Regions from separate parts of the Mus musculus genome. Here region 2 is linked to region 1. The links are chromatin loops, found by intact Hi-C in ENCODE. Cell type or tissue: gastrocnemius. All regions are shown on one strand. Each heading gives the region's core, and the rest is flanking DNA. Links, peaks and the distances in the headings are about the cores only.

What was found. Hi-C counts contacts between places; a loop is a spot of excess contacts. Peaks named below come from ENCODE experiments on the same cell type or tissue, not always from the same donor. Only the 100,000 strongest peaks of a DNase experiment are listed, where the experiment ranks them.
Region 2: it touches region 1 in a loop (7-fold over the local background); 17 of 42 quality-filtered maps call a loop at or near these places.

The regions. Positions count from the first base shown.
Region 1 is chr4:132,547,713-132,556,598 of GRCm38, forward strand. Dnajc8 (DnaJ heat shock protein family (Hsp40) member C8) reads left to right here. Exons shown (of 9, transcript NM_172400.3): 7 at 2,665-2,756; 8 at 3,823-3,898; 9 at 5,305-6,030. The coding sequence ends at 5,427. Among named protein-coding and RNA genes, the nearest start is that of Gm24762, 4.9 kb to the left of the region's middle. In gastrocnemius, for the core only: no CTCF peak of the experiment used is centred there; no DNase peak of the experiment used is centred there; H3K27ac peaks cover 467 bases.
Region 2 is chr4:132,673,217-132,682,102 of GRCm38, forward strand. All of the region lies in intron 6 of Eya3 (EYA transcriptional coactivator and phosphatase 3), which reads left to right. Among named protein-coding and RNA genes, the nearest start is that of Eya3, 39 kb to the left of the region's middle. In gastrocnemius, for the core only: CTCF peaks have their summits at 502 (motif pointing right), 3,754 (motif pointing left) and 5,647 (motif pointing left); no DNase peak of the experiment used is centred there.

The sequences.
Region 1 (8,886 bases), core at 252-8,251:
ACCAGCCTGTGCCCCATGACGCCTGCAGGAGCAGAAGTGAGGGATGCTCAAGGCCGGGACACCGGAACAAGCTGTCGGACTGTGTGCTGCTGTCGGTAATAAGTCTCAGGAGACCCGCAACGTCACCTCACCACGATCACCTGGGAAAATGACTGCCTTTCCTAGGACCAAAACAGTCCCGCTGGCCCTCTGCCCTGAACCTTTGGCACTCTGGACTAGTTCTGGTCTCGTGGCCAAGTGTAACTCATATATGATAAATCCTCTTGCTGTCAGCTGAAGAATCAAAAAAGAAAGAAAGAAAGAAAATGCTGTACAGTTAGGTTTTATGGAAGCAAATTTTCAACAGATGTTCTGTCCTTTTAGAAATTCTAGTTTGTGTCAAGATGGCATTAAACTAGCCAGCAGCTACTCAGACACATATACATACATATATACATACATACACACAGAGACACACACACCCATATATATATATATATATATATATATGCACACACACACACACACACACTTGTACATAGGAACTTAGAGGTTGGGTTCTGGGAAAATGGCTTTTATATATTTTTAATTTTTAAACTCTGTGCATAGGTGTTTGCCTGCATATATGCTTGGTACCTTCAAAGGCCAGAGGAGGGTATTCGCTCTCCAGGGAATGGAGTTACAGATAGTTGTTAGCCACTGTGTGGGTGCTGGGAACTGAACCTATGTCCTGGAAGAGCAGCCAGTGCTCTTAACTATTGAACCATCTCTTTAACTCACAATTTAGTGCTTTTAAAGATACTAAAATATATTCTGCTGGGGAATTGACTTGATGGGTCAAATGCTTGCCACGTAAGTCTGAGGGTCAGAGTTTAGATCCCCAAATTCCAGCATCCACACAGTGGCTCACAACTGTCTGTGTCTCTAGCTCCAAGGGATTTGACACCCTCATGCAGCCACATACATACATATGTGTGTGTGTGTGTATATATATAATGTTTTTAAAAAAATGAAGTGCCAGCACTCGGGAGGCAGAGGCAGGCGGATTTCTGAGTTCGAGGCCAGCCTGGTCTACAAAGTGAGTTCTAGGATAGCCAGAGCTATACAGAGAAACCCTGTCTCAAAAAAACCAAAAAAAAAAAAAAAAAAAAAAAATGAAGTGTAAGGGGATGGAGAGATGGTTCAGCAGTAAAGTGCACTTTCTGCTTTGGTTCCCAGCACCACTGATGGTTCCCAGCAGTCTATAGCTACAATTCCATGGGATGCAGTGCCTTCTTACCTTTGTGGGCAACACATACATAATGCACCCACATATTCGTGTAGAAAATGAATACATTAAAAAAAGAGGCCTTCATGAGTGTATGCCTATGATCTAGCAATTGGGAGGCTGAGGCAGGGGATTACCCTGAGTTTGAGCCCAGGTTGGGCTACATAGTTAGACTCTGTCTCCAAAAAATAGCCCACAACAAACAAATAAGACATAAGCAAAACCTCACTAAACTTACTGAAGGCAAAGACGTAAAATGCCGACGGGGACCTGGGATGTAACGGCTGTGGTGGGATCTGGCCACTTGTCTTTACTGCTTCTCTTCAATAGCAACCCTGTAGTAATAACAACTGTAGCATCCTTTCTTAAAAGCCCTGGGTGGACTGGGAGATAAATGTGGTAGAGGTTTCACTTGAGAGGCCTTGGGTTTTATCCTCCATTCTATGAAGCTCAATAGAGTTCTTGGTCTTTATGGTTTCTATTGAATGTTGTGTTATATGCTCCTTTCGATGCATTGCTTAAGGTATATTGTGTAAGGTGAACTGGCTACAGAGAGACAACTGGCTCAATCAAGGTAGAACATGTTTGTCCTGTGCAGTAGGCCTAGGCGGTGGCTGCTGGTGGAAGCTCTGCACCATGTGTCCTTCAAGGTCTTGGCTGTGGCTCCCACCTTCCTAGTCTAGGGTGTCTCATCATCTTGCTCATGTGACTAAACGAGACTACAGGGGGAAATAGAGAGATGCCACTCCTTCTCAGAGTACCCTAGATGTCCTTTATAAGTACAATGACTAAACTCTAGAGTCACATTGCCATACCTAGCTAGGAGCAGGTGATTAGCGTCTTTGTCCCTTTAGATAGGATTGTGATTTGGGGCATGTGTTCACTGTGTAGGATTCAGCTTCATCATTCTGTCCACTGAATCAAAATTATAAAATACTATAAAAAGAGTAGAGCTGGGCAGTGGTGGCGCACGCCTTTAATCCCAGCACTTGGGGAGGCAGAGGCAGGCAGATTTCTGAGTTCGAGGCCAGCCTGGTTTACAGAGTGAGTTCCAGGACAGCCAGGGCTACACAGAGAAACCCTATCTTGAAAAATACCGAAACAAACAAACAAACGAACGAACGAAGGAAAAGAAAGAAGAGTAGAAGTTAGTCTTGGAGTTTTAGAGAAGAGAGCACCCTTTAAAATCCCAAGTGGTGGCATAAGTGCATCCATGTCCTAACAGAGCATCTGCAGGCTGGGAGAGGAAAGGCCTCCTGGGCAGCCGTCTTTTCTCCCTGAGGAGACAGTGTTGTTATTGCTTCTCCCTGCAGACAGTTAAATGCCCAGTTGTAGTCTTTAGGGCTCTAAATGTAATTGCTTCATGTCAATGTTGATGTGAAATGTTGACTTTTCTTTTGTCCTTAATTTTCTTACAGTTCAAACAGGCAGTCTACAAACAGACCATGAAGCTGTTTGCTGAGCTGGAGATTAAAAGGAAAGAGAGAGAAGCCAAAGAAATGCATGAGAGGTGCCTATCTCCATGACCGTCTTAGTCCCATTTAGATGCACAGATCAGCTCGCTTGGGTCTCTGCGGATTTCCCGATGAGTCTGTAGGGCACTTATGAGACTAAGCTGGAGAGGCCGGGGCACAGCTCAGTGGTGCAGCTCTTGCCTGGCATACGTGAGGCCAGGCTGTCTGAGCCAGTCAGACATTGTAGACTTTTGGGAAACCCTGACTCCCCCTGTCTGTAGGGAATCGGTTTTTTATTGAGGAGTGCAGTGTGTTTCCTTCCTCTCTGGAGTGCAGTAGAGTTGTTGAGGCTCTGGAGGCCAGAATCTTTTCTAGGCCATGTAGCTGCAGTTGTGTTGAGTAGGTAGGATTGTAATGGAAGAACTTGAACGTGTTACTCTGCTCAAGTGTGATTTCCTTTGATTGTCACAGAGTGGAGGTTGCCAGGTATGATGGAACATGCCCACAATCCCAGCACTTGGGAGGTGAAGGCAGGAAAAAAAAAGGAGTTCAGACTATTTTTGGCTTGCCATTAAGCAAGTTCAGGGCCAGCTTGAATTACTTGAGACACTGTTTCAGAGAACAACAAAAAAGGAAGCCCAGCCTGGTGGTGCAGGCCTTCAATCCTGGCAGAGGCAGGCCTGTCTCCTGGGGCAGCCATGACTGTTACACAGAGAAACAAGAAAGAAGGGGGCGGGGGGAGCAGGGGAGAGAGGGGGAGAGGGGGCGGGGGGAGCAGGGGAGAGAGGGGGAGAGGGGGCGGGGGAGCAGGGGAGAGAGGGGGGAGAGGGGCGGGGGGAGCAGGGGAGAGGGGGGAGAGGGGGCGGGGGGGCGGGGGGAGCAGGGGAGAGAGGGGGAGAGGGGGCGGGGGAGCAGGGGAGAGAGGGGGAAGAAAAAGCACTGGGGTCGATTTGGCTTGTGCGTTTTCTGTTGTTGAGTAATTAGATTTTGCTAGTTGGGCTTGTGTGAAATGTCATTTTAGGGTTGGGTTTTGTCATCGGCGTGTTTTAGGATGAGGCCTCCCCTGGCTGGGCCTCAGCTCCTGTGAGCCCTAAATAAAGACTGCTCTGCTTTCCCTCCCAGGAAGCGACAGAGAGAAGAGGAGATCGAAGCCCAGGAAAAAGCCAAGCGAGAAAGAGAGTGGCAGAAAAACTTTGAGGTGAGTGTCTGAGGCGAGGAGCTGAGGTGGGTCATTCTAGACTAAGGAAGCTTGATGCCTGGGGCAGGCAGGGAAGTAGGTGTGTGGGTGAAAGTGGGCACTGGAGAAGCAGTCGGCTGCTTCGCCTTTATAGCTTTCCCCGACATGGGCACTGACAGACACAGCTACCTAATGGGCCTAACACAGGTGACTTCAGGGTAACATGAAGCACCCCGCTTAGCTTTGAGATCAGTTTGTGAAAGCAGGCGGGAGGTGAGAGTGGAGCTAAGTTTTCAGTCTGGCTTGAACATGGACCCCCTCATCTTCCCCCGTCAGCCTCCCACACACTGGGGCTGAGGCCACAGAGTTAAAGACACACAGACCACTGGGGTCAGGCTCATCTGACCCAGTTTCTGCAGAGCCTTCTGACATTTTGTTTTTTGGTTTTAAGACAGTCTCACCTTATAGCCCAAGGTATCTTGAAGTCACTACGCAGCTTAGTCTGTCCTTGAACCCCTGATGGTCTGCTTCCCTCAGCCACTCCCGTGCTGGGATTATAGGTATGAGCCACCACACCAGCCCACCTTGTAGCTTCTGAACTGGGTTCATTGCTCTTCAAGTGTCCAACCCAGTCGTGGATTGCATCTGGTCTTTTATAGGAGTTAGAATTTAGGGTAGAGCTTGGTTAACTGTAATTTTTGGCTCTGTTTCTGCCCAGCCTTTTGGAAAGGGAAAGTGAGTAGCCCATGTGATAATGAGGTAGTTCTTTGTGGCCAGAGAAGAGCTGGTTTGGGGACATCCCCTCAGTTGTCAGAGGGGCAACAGGAACAAGGTGAAGAAAAAATGGCTGTGCTCCCAGCCAGCTCTGTGGTTCAGAACTAGTCAGCTCCTCATTGCTGCACAGTCCTGTCCAAGGCACACTGTAGCCAGCTTTCTGTAAAGGTTAGAAGAGACAAGCTAGGGACCAGGCATGGTGGGGCACATGTTTTGTCCCAGCAGTTGGAAGGCAGCCGGAGGCAAATCTCAGAGTTCAGGGCCAGCTTGGTTTACATAGTAAGCTCCAGTTAGGGCTACATAGTGAAATGCTGTCTTAAAAACATTCAACAAAAGGCGGCCGGCGTGAAGCTAGTTCTGGAGGTGCAGTTCAGCAGCACGGAAAGCGATGCCCAGAACACTGCCCAGAGCTTCACAGTGTTGTCTTCACCCATCTCATCCTCTTCCAAGATGCTTTGAGAGGATGCTGGGAAACTTCCCTGGGTCCTTAGAGAAGGGAGAAGGCTCGGCTCGGCTCTCTCTGCTCTTGGACTGTCCCAGAGGGCTCATCAGGATTGGTATGGGAGGACGTTGGTGGCAGGACAGGCTCGGTCCCTTTGCTCATTAATGACCTTACCTTGATCCTTAATGACTCTTAATGACCTTTCTTTCAGGAAAGTCGGGATGGTCGAGTGGACAGTTGGCGAAATTTCCAGGCAAATACAAAGGGGAAGAAGGAGAAGAAGAATCGGACCTTCCTGCGGCCACCGAAAGTCAAGATGGAGCAGCGGGAGTGAGCAGCAGGACCAGAGCCTCCCCGCTGCTCCTCCTGCTTCACGGACTCATTCTCTCTCCACCTCCACCCCACCAGAGAGTAGCGATTGCTTTTTAGTCTATTTTGTTGTCAATACAATTTAATATCAATCAGAGTAATCCTTTGTACATTGAGAGGAGGGGCTTGGTTTCACCATCCCCGTCCTTTCCCCACGGATCCACCAGGATTGAAGGAGCTTCGGACCCATGCCGCCTTCTTTTCCCACGCCTCTAACTTAATGTTTTATATTTGAATTGTGTGGCTCAAGGGTCATGTATAGTTTGTGGAATTTTTCCAATTAAATGTCTTGCTTACAGTGGTGTTGCCCCGACTCCAGATCAGCCTGGGCCACCTTGGGAAGCCATCCTTGAGGCCCTTGCTCCAATAGGAGAGGTATTGTGGATTCACACGGCAGTCACTTGTTGCCCTCATGCCCTGTGGTGTTTGGCACGAGGCTCCCAGCCACTTAAACCTGTTCACTTTCCAAAGAATTCATCTTCCAGCCAGTCCCGTTGTGTCCTTGCTTGTCTGCATTTATTAGTGGTAATATTCTTTTACGTATAATAAATTTTTATACCCAAGCCTTTGATGGTCTCCTCCTCGGGTGTGACTCCAAGGACAGGCAAGTGTCTTGCAGCTGGACGCACATAGCTCCCTACACTAATTTGTTAAACCTTAGCTTGTCTACCTACAAAATGGGAACACAGGGCCGGGGACATACTCTGATGGAATGCTTGCTAGCATGTGTGAAGTTCTAGGTTCAGTACTCACAAAGCAAAGTACAGGAATATCAAGTATGGCAGAGGCCGAAGGCTGTGTAGGAGCCCCCGGGTTCCATCCTAACAGCATTATCAACAATTTGGAAACATTGATTTCACTGTAGGAAATCACCACAGATCTAATGCGGCCACCAACGCCATGGGTGTTGTCAATGTCTTATCTGTTAAGTAAGAGGCTGCACACTGAGGGTGAAATGTGATGTGTATCCGGCTTACTGGGTATGCTCAGCCTGTTGGAGGGGCCTGGTGGGTGTAGAACAGTGACTCGTGAGTGACTGAGGGCATTCTGTGTTGCCTGTAGATGTGTTCAGGTGGGATGGCTACAGAAGGCAGGGTGCACACACCTTCAGTTTGTTCCTTGTGGGTGGAGGCTGGAGCTTGAGTTCACCACTCTTCCAGGTACAGCTGGGGCGTGTCCAAACCACTTGAGCTACAGTAACTCCTAACCCCAAAGCAAGGCAGAGGGCGGGAAGTTTCTGGTCACTGCAGAACTATGTGTTTTGAGCTGATGAAGTATCCTGGGCAGGGAGCGGTTCCCGGAGCTTTCCAGGCTGGCAAAGTGGCTCCTCCTACAGGATAAAGGCATTTACAGGACTTGAGGTGATTCCGTTCAGCCACCTGCAAGCCCCTGTTGCTTCTCAGAAGGCTGTGCCAGCAATAAGCCACAGCAATTAGCTTACTCCATCCACAAACAGGCTGATTGGAAGTCAGATAGTTGGGGACCTCCACTGTATGCCTCACAGCTGAGGTGCAGAGGCTGAGGAGGACTCGTGAACCCGCTATTCTGGACGCCCTTGTTTCTGTCCTTGGCAGCCAGCAAGTGCTTCCTGGAGAGTGTGGTGTTCAGTAAGGGTTGTACAGATCCAGTTGCATGATAAAATACAGTGCTTGTTCCCCTACGTCTGGTAGTCACAGTCTCCGAGACACCAGGGAGTGGCTGCCCTGCTGCTGTTTATTCCAGGAGGGTATGTCTTCTCAGTTGCAGGAAGCTTGTGTGTTGACACCACACCTTACAACTGCTAAGTGAAAGGTCCAGGAAGCCGGTTCCCCGGATGTGCTTGTCCTGCGAATGTGTCTGAGGACATCTCTAGTGAACAGAGGCAGCAATGGAGAACAAACAGTAAGCCTTGCTCCTGTGGGCTGGGCACCTCCAGTTCTCAATGGGAGGAGGAGTCAGGAGCAGTGAACAGTGGCTGGCCTAGCTGGGGAGGACGTGAGGGGAAGACACTAAGTCAGGAGAAGTCCCCCCAGATGGTTGGTGGTGAGGTCATACCCAGGAATACTCTGCTTTGCCTGGAGCATGGGCACAGGGAGCTAGAATCAGGAGTTCCTTGTCACCTTCAGCTATGTGGGTACCAGTGAGGACATCGTATTTTCTAGAAGGAATAGTCCCATTTCCTTCTGGCCACATTTTGGCCATGGACTGGCCTGGAAGAACAGCAGTGAACCTCACCCAGTGCATAACATTGCTTAGAACAGCTTTCTCTGTGGTGATCCAGCTAGAGAGGGTGACTTGGGCACTGAGTTGAGGTCTCACAGCCAAGTCTGACCTCTACCTAGGGCAGCCCCTTGTCCCCCAGGGTGGGAAAGGGGAGTTCCGAGCAACAGTGAGGGAGTCTTCCCTCACTGGAAGGTTGCTAAAAGAGCTACTCCACTCCTTTTCCTATGGTCCCATGAGTCAAAGCCACCACCCCACACATTCCATGGCACAGCCAACAGCTAATGAGGGCTCCCTGGGTCCAGGTAAAGTGGAGGGAGCCAGTGGGGTAGGTAGGGTGAGAAGTTTGGCATTTGAGTCAGTAATGACATCATCCTGAAGCCTCAACTTCCTCTTGTGAAGTAGCCATTGTGCTTTTTTTTTTTTTCCTTTTCGAGACAGGGTTTCTCTGTGTAGCCCTGACTGTCCTGGAACTCACTTTGTAGACCAGACTGGCCTCGAACTCAGAAATCCGCCTGCCTCTGCCTCCTGAATGCTGGGATTAAAGGCATGCGCCACCACGCCTGGCGTCGCCCTTGTACCTTTAAAGGCAACTTGCAACTGGTGTAGGCAACGGGTCACCGCTTTGGTAGTCTAGTTGGTATCCTGGTGAGGAGGTGGGAGGAGAGGGACAGTGTAGAAACTGGAGCTCCAGCCAAGCCCTAAATCCTTGTCTTTGGCTTCCATCATCAGACAAAAAACTCCTCAGAGGTTGCCTACCTCCCTCTCAGCTGAGATAGCTTCCGAAGGCAGAATTATCTCCCAACAGACTGGGCATCCCCAGAGGCAAGGTTATCAGTCTCCCTTACTTGGAGTGCCTTTGGACATCTGTGGTCCTCAGTGCATCCCCTCAGACAGGTGTCTATCAGCTTTGAGTCTTTTCTGTCAGTCTTAACTGGATTTGGGACGGTCTTGTTGAAGTTTGGGCTCCTAGGGACAATGCTGGGATCTTCCTTCTCCCCCTCAGACAAGGAGCCTAATTCTTGAATTTTCTGCTTCCCCCACGCCCAGCCCTTCCTCCCAGAGGGGCTTGGCTTCAGATGGGCCCCTTGTTGGCTGAAATGGGTAGAGTCCTGGTTGGGTGTGAGTATTTTGGGGGACCTTGGGGTTGGGGCTCCGCCCAGGAACTTCCTGGCCTCAGGTGCCCTACAGTTCAACAGAGGCCGCAAGCAAGTTTCCTCTAGTT
Region 2 (8,886 bases), core at 249-8,248, 130 kb after region 1:
TGACTCTGACCCTTGGATCGAGTGCCCCGTTCTCCATGCTCCCACCATGCGAGGTCTGACACTGAGCTGTGCTTTCTCACCTTTGCCTTATTGAAGCAAAATCTTGCTACATTAGTTCAGTCTGGTCTTGAACTTGCTGTGTAGCCAGTGACCTTGGAAGTTCCTGTACTCCTGCCTCAACTTCCTGAATACTGGGATTACAGGTGGGCACCATCACACCAGTTAGAAGCATGGAATCATTGGTTGAGAGACTGACTAGACTCACTTTATATAGGACATAGTGCTGTGCTAAGGTAAACCTAGTAAATGCATTGTGAGGAGAATGATTTCAGCTAAAATCATTAAATCTAAATATTCAGCTAGACTATGTCTCATAGTAGGGTTTTATTTTGTTTTGTTCTGTTTATTGTTGTTTTTTGGGATTTTTGTTTGTTTGAGGCCAGCCTGGTCTACAAAATGAGTTCCAGGACAGCCAGGGCTATGCAGAGAAACCCTGTCTCGAACAACAAAAAAAAAAAGTACACTGTCGCTGTCTTCAGACACACCAGAAGAGGGCGTCAGATCTCATTACAGATGGTTGTGAGCCACCATGTGGTTGCTGGGATTTGAAGAGTAGTCAGTGCTCTTAACCACTAAGCCATCTCACCAGCCCCAAATTTTCTACACATGTATACATTTATAGATATGTACAATATGTTTATTGCTCCTCTGTTTTAACACTGATAACACTAAATATTAATAAATAAATTAATAATATTAAATTTTAATATTAATTTAACTTAACGTGTTAAAGTTATGTTTGGGGGCTGGAGGGATATCTTAGCACTTGGTGCTCTTGCCACAGGTCCAGAGTCAGTTGCCAGGACCCATAGTTCATGTCTGTCTGTGACTCTAGTTTTAAGAATTTAGTTACCACCTTCTCTAGCCTCCTTGGGCACCAGGCATACATACACACACACACACACATATACGAAGGCAAAATACTCATACACATAAATAAATCTAAAAAAATTTTTTAGTTAAAAAAAGTTACATCTTTGAGACATCATTTAAACAAGCTAAGGATTATTTTTTAACTTCTAGAGAAATTCTTACACAGATTTTGGGGCATTTTAATGTTGCCTGCTTTTAGTTTCTCCATACCTACTTCTATTGGTTCACTTGGCCAGTGTCATGTGTCAGTGACAGCTGTCTCATTTTTAGGCTTCGTAACCTTCTTAGGCTCCTTGGTAAATGCTAAGACCTGAAGTTGTTTGTATGCTTGCTGGTTTTGCTGTCTAGGGATTTGTCACATGGCCTTTTGCACCCTACATAAGATGTGCTCCACCTGACTCCAAAGACTCATTTTCTCTCGTTTTTTGAGGAAGTGTTTTATAGCTAAACTGACCTCTAATTCTAAAGCCTCAGCTTCGCAAGTGCTGGGGTTGCAGGCGTCCCCCACATAGGACTCCTAGATGATAATCATGGTAGGGTCCTCTTGCTGCAGACTTCCTGATGTTCTGCAGATTCCTGGCTTGCACCACCTCACCCAGCTATGTGTGGTTATCTCTTTTCATTTATACAAAATAATTCTAAAAAGTCTATTTATGTATTTTTTTGTATATGAGTGTTTGTCTACATGTGTATCTACATACCAGAAGAGGGCATTGGGTCCCATGGGACTACAGTTACAGATAGTTGTAAACCCATGTATGTGCTGGGAATTGAACTCAAGACTGCTAGAAGAATAGCCAGTGCTCTTACTGCTGAGCCATCTCTCCAGCCTCGTGGTTATTTATTATTGCATATATTAAGCTAAGCTTTCCTCAGATGGTTCATAATAGGCTAGCAGTTGTACAGTAATTATTTTCATATTTCTTCTTCCTCGTTCTGCTCAAAATTTGTGATCACTGAATACTTGATCCCATTTGTTGTTGAATTATAAAGTTTTTTTCTTACCCCAAACTCAGTTAATAAAACACCTCACAAGGTGCTCCTTGTGTCTTTTCTAACAGTGCCCTTTATAGTCATCACATCTCTCTCACATTAAAAAAGGAAATTATGTAGATAGAACTCTGCTGAGAACTTTGAGAAGGTATTGTATTAAAAAGAGTAATTGTTAATTTTGAATGTTTGTAATAATTAAGTACACAGATTACATACACAGATCTCTGCTGGACCTGGGATCAGAGGATCTTTGAGGGTATAGGTTTCAGGATGGCATTTGAAATGTGAATAAAAGCCGGGCATAGTGGCGCACACCTTTAATCCCAGCACTCGGGGAGGCAGAGGCAGGCGGATTTCTGAGTTCAAGGCCAGCCTGGTCTACAGAGTGAGTTCCAGGACAGCCAGGGCTACACAGAGAAACCCTGTCTCGAAAAACTAAAAAAGAAAGAAAGGAAGGAAGGAAGGAAGGAAGGAAGGAAGGAAGAAGAGAAGAGAAGAGTAAATAAAGAAAATATCTTGAAAGAAAGAAAGAAAGAAAGAAAGAAAGAAAGAAAGAAAGAAAGAAAGAAAGAAAGAGGCAGACACAGTCCGATGCTGTAGACAATCATACTTGTGTACTTTTATACACCAGTGTAACAAAGCAATGATCCAAGGAAGGCTAGGTTCAGAAAAACATGATCATGAAACCATGTAAATAAATGCCAATAAGTATATACTAAATATTAACAGAGCAGCCCTTTCTCAGGACTTTCTGAGAACAAAGCAGTTGAAACACAGTTGCCTGGCACATACTATAGATTATATCTGGGAAAGCAGGAAAGGCAGAAGGCCATACCAGATCCAGGGTATACTAACCAGATTGGGTTCTGTAGCTATATTCTGACATTCAACAAGAATAAATATGTCTTATAAATGGAATGTAAATGTTTAACACAGGAGGTATGAAATCATGGCTAAGAGCAGTCCAGGAAACAACAGGAACTTGAAGTCAAAGGCCCTCTGCCCTTTTTCCTGAAGCCTCTCAACGGTTCCCCAAGGCGTTGTTCATTGTGTTTCAATAAGTAGTATGTGAGACTTACGGATAACAGATTTAGGTTAGGGACAGTGTGTATGACAGATATATTTTCTTCCACTTTTCCAGAGAAGCTATAGGATATGTTTGTAATATATTTGTTTGTGTGCGTCTGTGTATGTGGGGTGTGTATGTGGGGTGTGTGTGTGTGTGTGTGTGGGGGTGGGGGTGTGGGGGTGTGTGTGGGGGTGTGTGTGTGTGGGTGTGTGTGTGGGGGTGTGTGTGTGTGGGTGTGTGTGTGGGGTGTGTGTGTGGGTGTGTGTGTGTGTATGTGGGGTGTGTGGGTGTGTGTGTGTGGGTGTGTGTGTGTGGGTGTGTGTGTGTGTGTGTGTATGTGGGGTGTGTGGGTGTGTGTGTGTGTGGGTGTGGTGTGTGCAGGTGCAGGCAGAAGCAGGTTATTAAGGTTAAGTACCCTCCTCTGTCACTCTGTCTCATTCATCCCTTTGAGGTAGAGTCTTTCCTGAACCTGGCTTCTGAGTTTTGGGGTAGGCTCACAGTCAGCCAAGCCCAGCAGGCTTCGGTCCACACAGTATAGCCCTGAGACCAGGAACAGACTGAAACCATGCCTATAGGTTGTTACATGGGCGCTGGGATGCAAACTCGGGTCCTAACGATTGACTAGCAAAGTACTCTCAACCACTGGCCCTGTTTGTCATATTTCTTAAGGTTATTGTATCTGTTTTGTTTCAATTTTGTTAAGTCTGTGTGCCTGTAACTGAGTACAGGCGTGAGTGTGAGGGGCAGTCCTGTGCTGCCACCTTGTGGGATCAGGAAAACCAAACACCCATCAGGCCTGCATTGAGTGCCTCTCTCTACAGGCTAAGCTACCTCACAGGCCTTATGTTCTCTTTTGGATCAGGCTGGCTTTGAATTCTGTATATATTTTAATTGGTCTTTAACTCCTAATCCTCCTGCCTCTACTTCTCAGATGCTGGGGTAGCAGGCATGTGCCACAGTGTCTTTAGCAGTCATTTACTTGGGACCAGCAGGATAACAGCAGGTAAAGGCCCTTGAAGTGCCAGTCTGACAACCTGAGTTCAACCCCTAGAACCCATAGACAGGTGCAAGGAGAGAGCCGCTCCCCAAAGGCTGATTGCCCCACCCACAAGTGCACACATCCTGTTTGAGAGGGTGCGCACACATGAGTGCAACACTCATTTAAGTAAGGATGTGTGTACTCTTAAGAACAATGCCTATAGAGGCCAGAGGTGTTAGATGCCCTGGCACTGGAACTGCAGACAGCTGTGGAAGCTGAGAACCAAGCTCAGATCCTTTGCGTGGACAGGACATTCTCTTAACCAGGCCTCACCTCTCTCACCAGCCCTGTAACTTACATTCTTAAAAATATCCATGGTCACTGGGAATGTAAATTTGTATAGCAATTGTGGAGGTTTTTCAAAAAAGTTAAGTTGAACTACTCTGTGTATAACGGGGCTATCTTAGACCCAGCAGCAGCATTATAAATAATGACATGGGCGCTTACTAATATTTTAAAGTTTAGGCCTCTTCTTGGGCAGTCTCCTGACTACTCTAACCACCACTTGGCCAGTTCTACCTCTGTTTTCCACTCTGATCTATGCGTTCACCTCTCTGTCCACTGGCAAATCTCCTGCCTCTCAGTTCTTCTACAACCCTCTTTCTACCTGGAAGTTCCTCCTTCCATTTCCTGCCCAGCTATTGGCCGACAGCTCTTTATTAAAGTCAATTCTAAAATGCCTTAGGCAGGTAAGGAAAAATGAATATTTACAAAATATGAGACCAGTGATACAGAATTAACAATTGAATGTAGAGACATACCTTCACACAATGTACCCCAACACGTGTGGCCCAGCTGCACCATGTTCGCTTATGTTTGAAGGACACTAGGGCAGCTACCACAGGGTACTTGGATAACAGTGGTTATCACAGTAGTCAGGAAATGGAACCGTCCTTATTGTCTGTCAGCAGGATTGCAACCAGGTGTGGTGGCATTCTGAAATAGAGGCAAGAGGGTCAGGAAGGAGTTCAAGGTCTAAAATAACAAAAACAAACAAATCCCAGAAATATGAAATCATGGCATTTAAAAAAAATTATGTTAAGTAAAACAAGCCAAGCTCAAACACCAAATGTTTTCTTGTATGTGGAACCTAGGTCTAAATTGTGTATAAGCAGAGAGGGCTCTTGTAACCAGAAAGTCATGGAAGGGGAAAAGAGTAAGTGATGGAGTGAGTGCATGTGATGAGAAAGCCAAAAGACCTATCAGAGAAATGCCAGGCAGAGTGGGCTATAGGGCAAGGAGGTGTGTGTGCGTGCATGTATGCACGTGGGGGCGGGGGAGGGGAGGCATGAATCAGCACATGCTTGAAAGTACCACAGTGGAACCCATTATTTCGTATGCTAACTAAAAAATTAATTTTAAAAACCTACACGTGTATGTACAAAAAAAAAAATTGAAGCTTTAAAAATAGATGTGATAATGTACAGATGTAGCTCTGTCCCTTGGGAGGCAGAGGCAGGACCATCCTGGGCTATGTAGTTAGACCCTGGTTCAAAAAGTAAGTGAGGGCTGGAAAGATGGCTCAGAGGTTAAGAGGTCCTGAGTTCAAATCCCAGCACCCACATGGTGGCTCACAACCATTTGTAATGAGATCTGATGCCCCCTTCTGGTGTGTCTGAAGATAGCAACAGTGAACGTATATATAATAAACAAATTAGTCTTTTTAAGAAAATAAATGAATGAGTAAGTGAATGAATGAATGAGTGAATGAATGAATGCATAAAGGAATAAAGAAATGCTGCTGAGATGGCTGATCCGGTAAAGGTGCCTGCTGGCAAGGCTGATGACCTGAGTTTGATAACTGGATCCTACATGATGGAAGGAGAGAAGCTGTTCTCTGACTTTCATCTGTGTTCACAGGCACACACACAGACACAGTATATTAAAAACAAAAAACCAAAAATACTGTTTGGTTTCCTCATTTGCTCTGTGCAAAAGTTATATAGAATTCATGTTTCTTAATATAAGGAGTTATATATAGGGTACCTTTAAAGAAATATATTCACATACCTAAAAGATGATGCTAGAGGCAGTTTCTATATTGTCTTTTATTCCTCTTTTCCTCAAAAAAAAAAAAAAAATGTATTTGAGTTTCTGGCCTGGCATGATGGCACACACCTCTAATCTCATTACTCAGGAGGACTGGTCCACATGGTAAAACCTGGCCTTGGATAGTAAAATACTAAGCAATAAGGCTAATGGGAAATTCTTACTTGTTGCATTCGTGTTGATGAGATGTTGTTTAATACTGTGTGTTAATAAACATGTTCACAACTCTTAAGTCTTTAGGATCTAACCCTACTTGGGAAATATAAACACTTTGTGAACAATAAATATGATATGCTTAACAAAAATATATAATGCCAAACTACCAAAAATCATAGCACCGATTCTTACCTTTTATATGTAAATTAAAAAATAAAATAGTGGCCCTTAGAGATGGCCCATCTGAATCAGTGCTTGTTTCTCAAGCGTAAGGATCTGAGGTCAGACCCTAGCACCCAGGTAGAAAAGCTAGGTGTGGCAGTGTGTGTGCCTATAACCCCAGCACGAGAGTTGGGGCCTAGAGGCAAGGCGCATCACTGCTGGCTGTCAGCCTCGCTCCATGTTCAGCAACAGACCCTATCTCACAGAGTAAGGCAGAGCGATGGGGTAGGACACCCTGGGAAATGTGGGTGAACTTCTGCAATCCATTAATAGTTATGTTTGGATGATAGAATCATGTATAACTTTTTTCCTTAAATGTTATTTTGTTTTTGTTTTATACAGTGTGATGCTATAAAGTGTAGACAGCCTTGATATATAATTTTTATCTTATTTTTGGAGACATGATATCATATTGCTGAGGATACCCTTGAAGTTGCTAGGTAGTCAGGATCTGCCTTTACTTCTTGAATGCTGGGGTTATTGGCATGCACCACCATGTCCACTCTATGTGGTGGGATTGAAACCAGGGATTTATATATGTGAAGCAAGCTCTTTACCAACTGAACCACATCTGGGGCCTATGTAATGTTTTTTTATTGTTTTAAAAGCAGGCGTGTCTTTCCTAACATAGGAAACAAAGTTTATAAAATAATCAGTTTAAGAAAAGTGTACTAAACCATTTAGAGAATGTGTTTATACTTTGGGTAAGTGAGTTTTAAGTTATCTAGGCTATCTCCCAAGTTGACAATTTGAATTGTACACTGACATCAATCGCTCTCTCTGACAAGTACTCCAGTTTGGTGTACTCTTTTCTGAATACTGGTCAATTGCTCCAACCATTGAGAAAAAGGAACATATGTGCTGCTATTGGGGATTTTAGCAGTTTTTGTTCCTATGGCCCCTTCCTCTAACTCTTTGAAAATATTTGCTTGAGTTATAAGTGGGCGAACCAGTAATTTTCTCCTACAAGCAAATCTAAGATTTCGACTTGAAACCTACCAGTTGGTATTTAAAGCATAGCTGTGCTCCTCAGCCCTGTGTGTTGTTTGTAATTGGTCCACTTTATCATCTGATTCAGGTGCACTGTGGCCAGGTATGAAACCTGAAAGTGGTTTAATTCAGACTCCATCTCCAAGTCAACACAGTGTTCTTACCTGCACTACAGGGTTAACCACAAGCCAGCCAAGCTCAGCACATTATTCTTATCCCATTCAAGGTAAATAGGCATGGTTGTGTGTTTGTTATTTAACATTTATCTTTTTTTTTTAATTGCCCGTATATCCAAACCAACTGGATGATACAGGAGCACCGTCTAAAGTAAAGGGAGCGGCATGCGTTTGTGCATGCTCTTTGTGTTAGGCAAATCCATGCAGTGTGGTTGTAGCTTAGTCTTTGAATGCGAGCTGCTTACTAGAAGTGAAGCCTCTTGCATGCTGATACCTAGAAAGCTTCTCTTGGTTTTGTGCTAGTCTGTCCTCAGTGGCATCTTCACGTGGAAGTTGGCGACTCCTTGAGTCAAGACTTTGGTTGGCTTCCATGTGAATTGTCAGTGGAATGTGCGATGTGACTGCTTTTCGGCTGGTGGCTTTGTGACACCCTCCAATTTACTACTTCTTGGTGAGAATATTTCTTTTGCTCAAAATGCTCACCATTGGGGCGCGGGTATAGGTAAGTGGCAGAGTGCTCGCCTAGCATGTGTGAAGAAAAAAGAAGTTCATTTTTATTTCTATTCAGGGTGAACTTAAACAACTTTACTTCCCTGAGTTCTCCTCTGACGAGGTTGGCCTTTTATAATCAGGATGAGTATGTAGAAGGGCAGTGTGATGCTTCCTTGTCTACTCTCCCGAATCCACCGCTCTAGCGTGGAGAGCAGTGGCCACCTACCTGACGTCTCCTCTGCTCAGTGCTTCTGTTGTTTGTTGTTGTTTGTTTATTTATTTTACAGCTTGTTACATTTTATTCCTCATAAAATAAACTATGCGGGTGATGATGTATGCCTTTAGTCCCAGCACTCAGGAGGCAGAGGCAGGCAGATCTCTTGAGTTTGAAGTTAACCTGGTGTACAGAGTGAGTTCCAGAACTGCTAAAGCTACATAGAGAAGCCCTGTGTTCAGAAAACAAACAAACAAAACTTCTAGAGGGATGAGTGTGGTCACCCACAACCTCTGTAGATAGGAATCTTGCTGATGAAAAAGATTTTTAGTTTAACTGTTTTCAGTTCATTGATTTGGGACTTGTTTGATTCTGTAGTAACAGCTCTAGGCCACTTTTGGGTTTTTTGTTTTTGTTTTCTTAAGATTAATTTTATTAGCGTATGTATATATGCATGTATATGAAGGTACCCCTATGGTGCTTACAGGGACCAGAGATAGCTGTTGTGATCTGCCCAACATGGGTGGTAGGAAGAGAACTCAGGTCCTCTAGG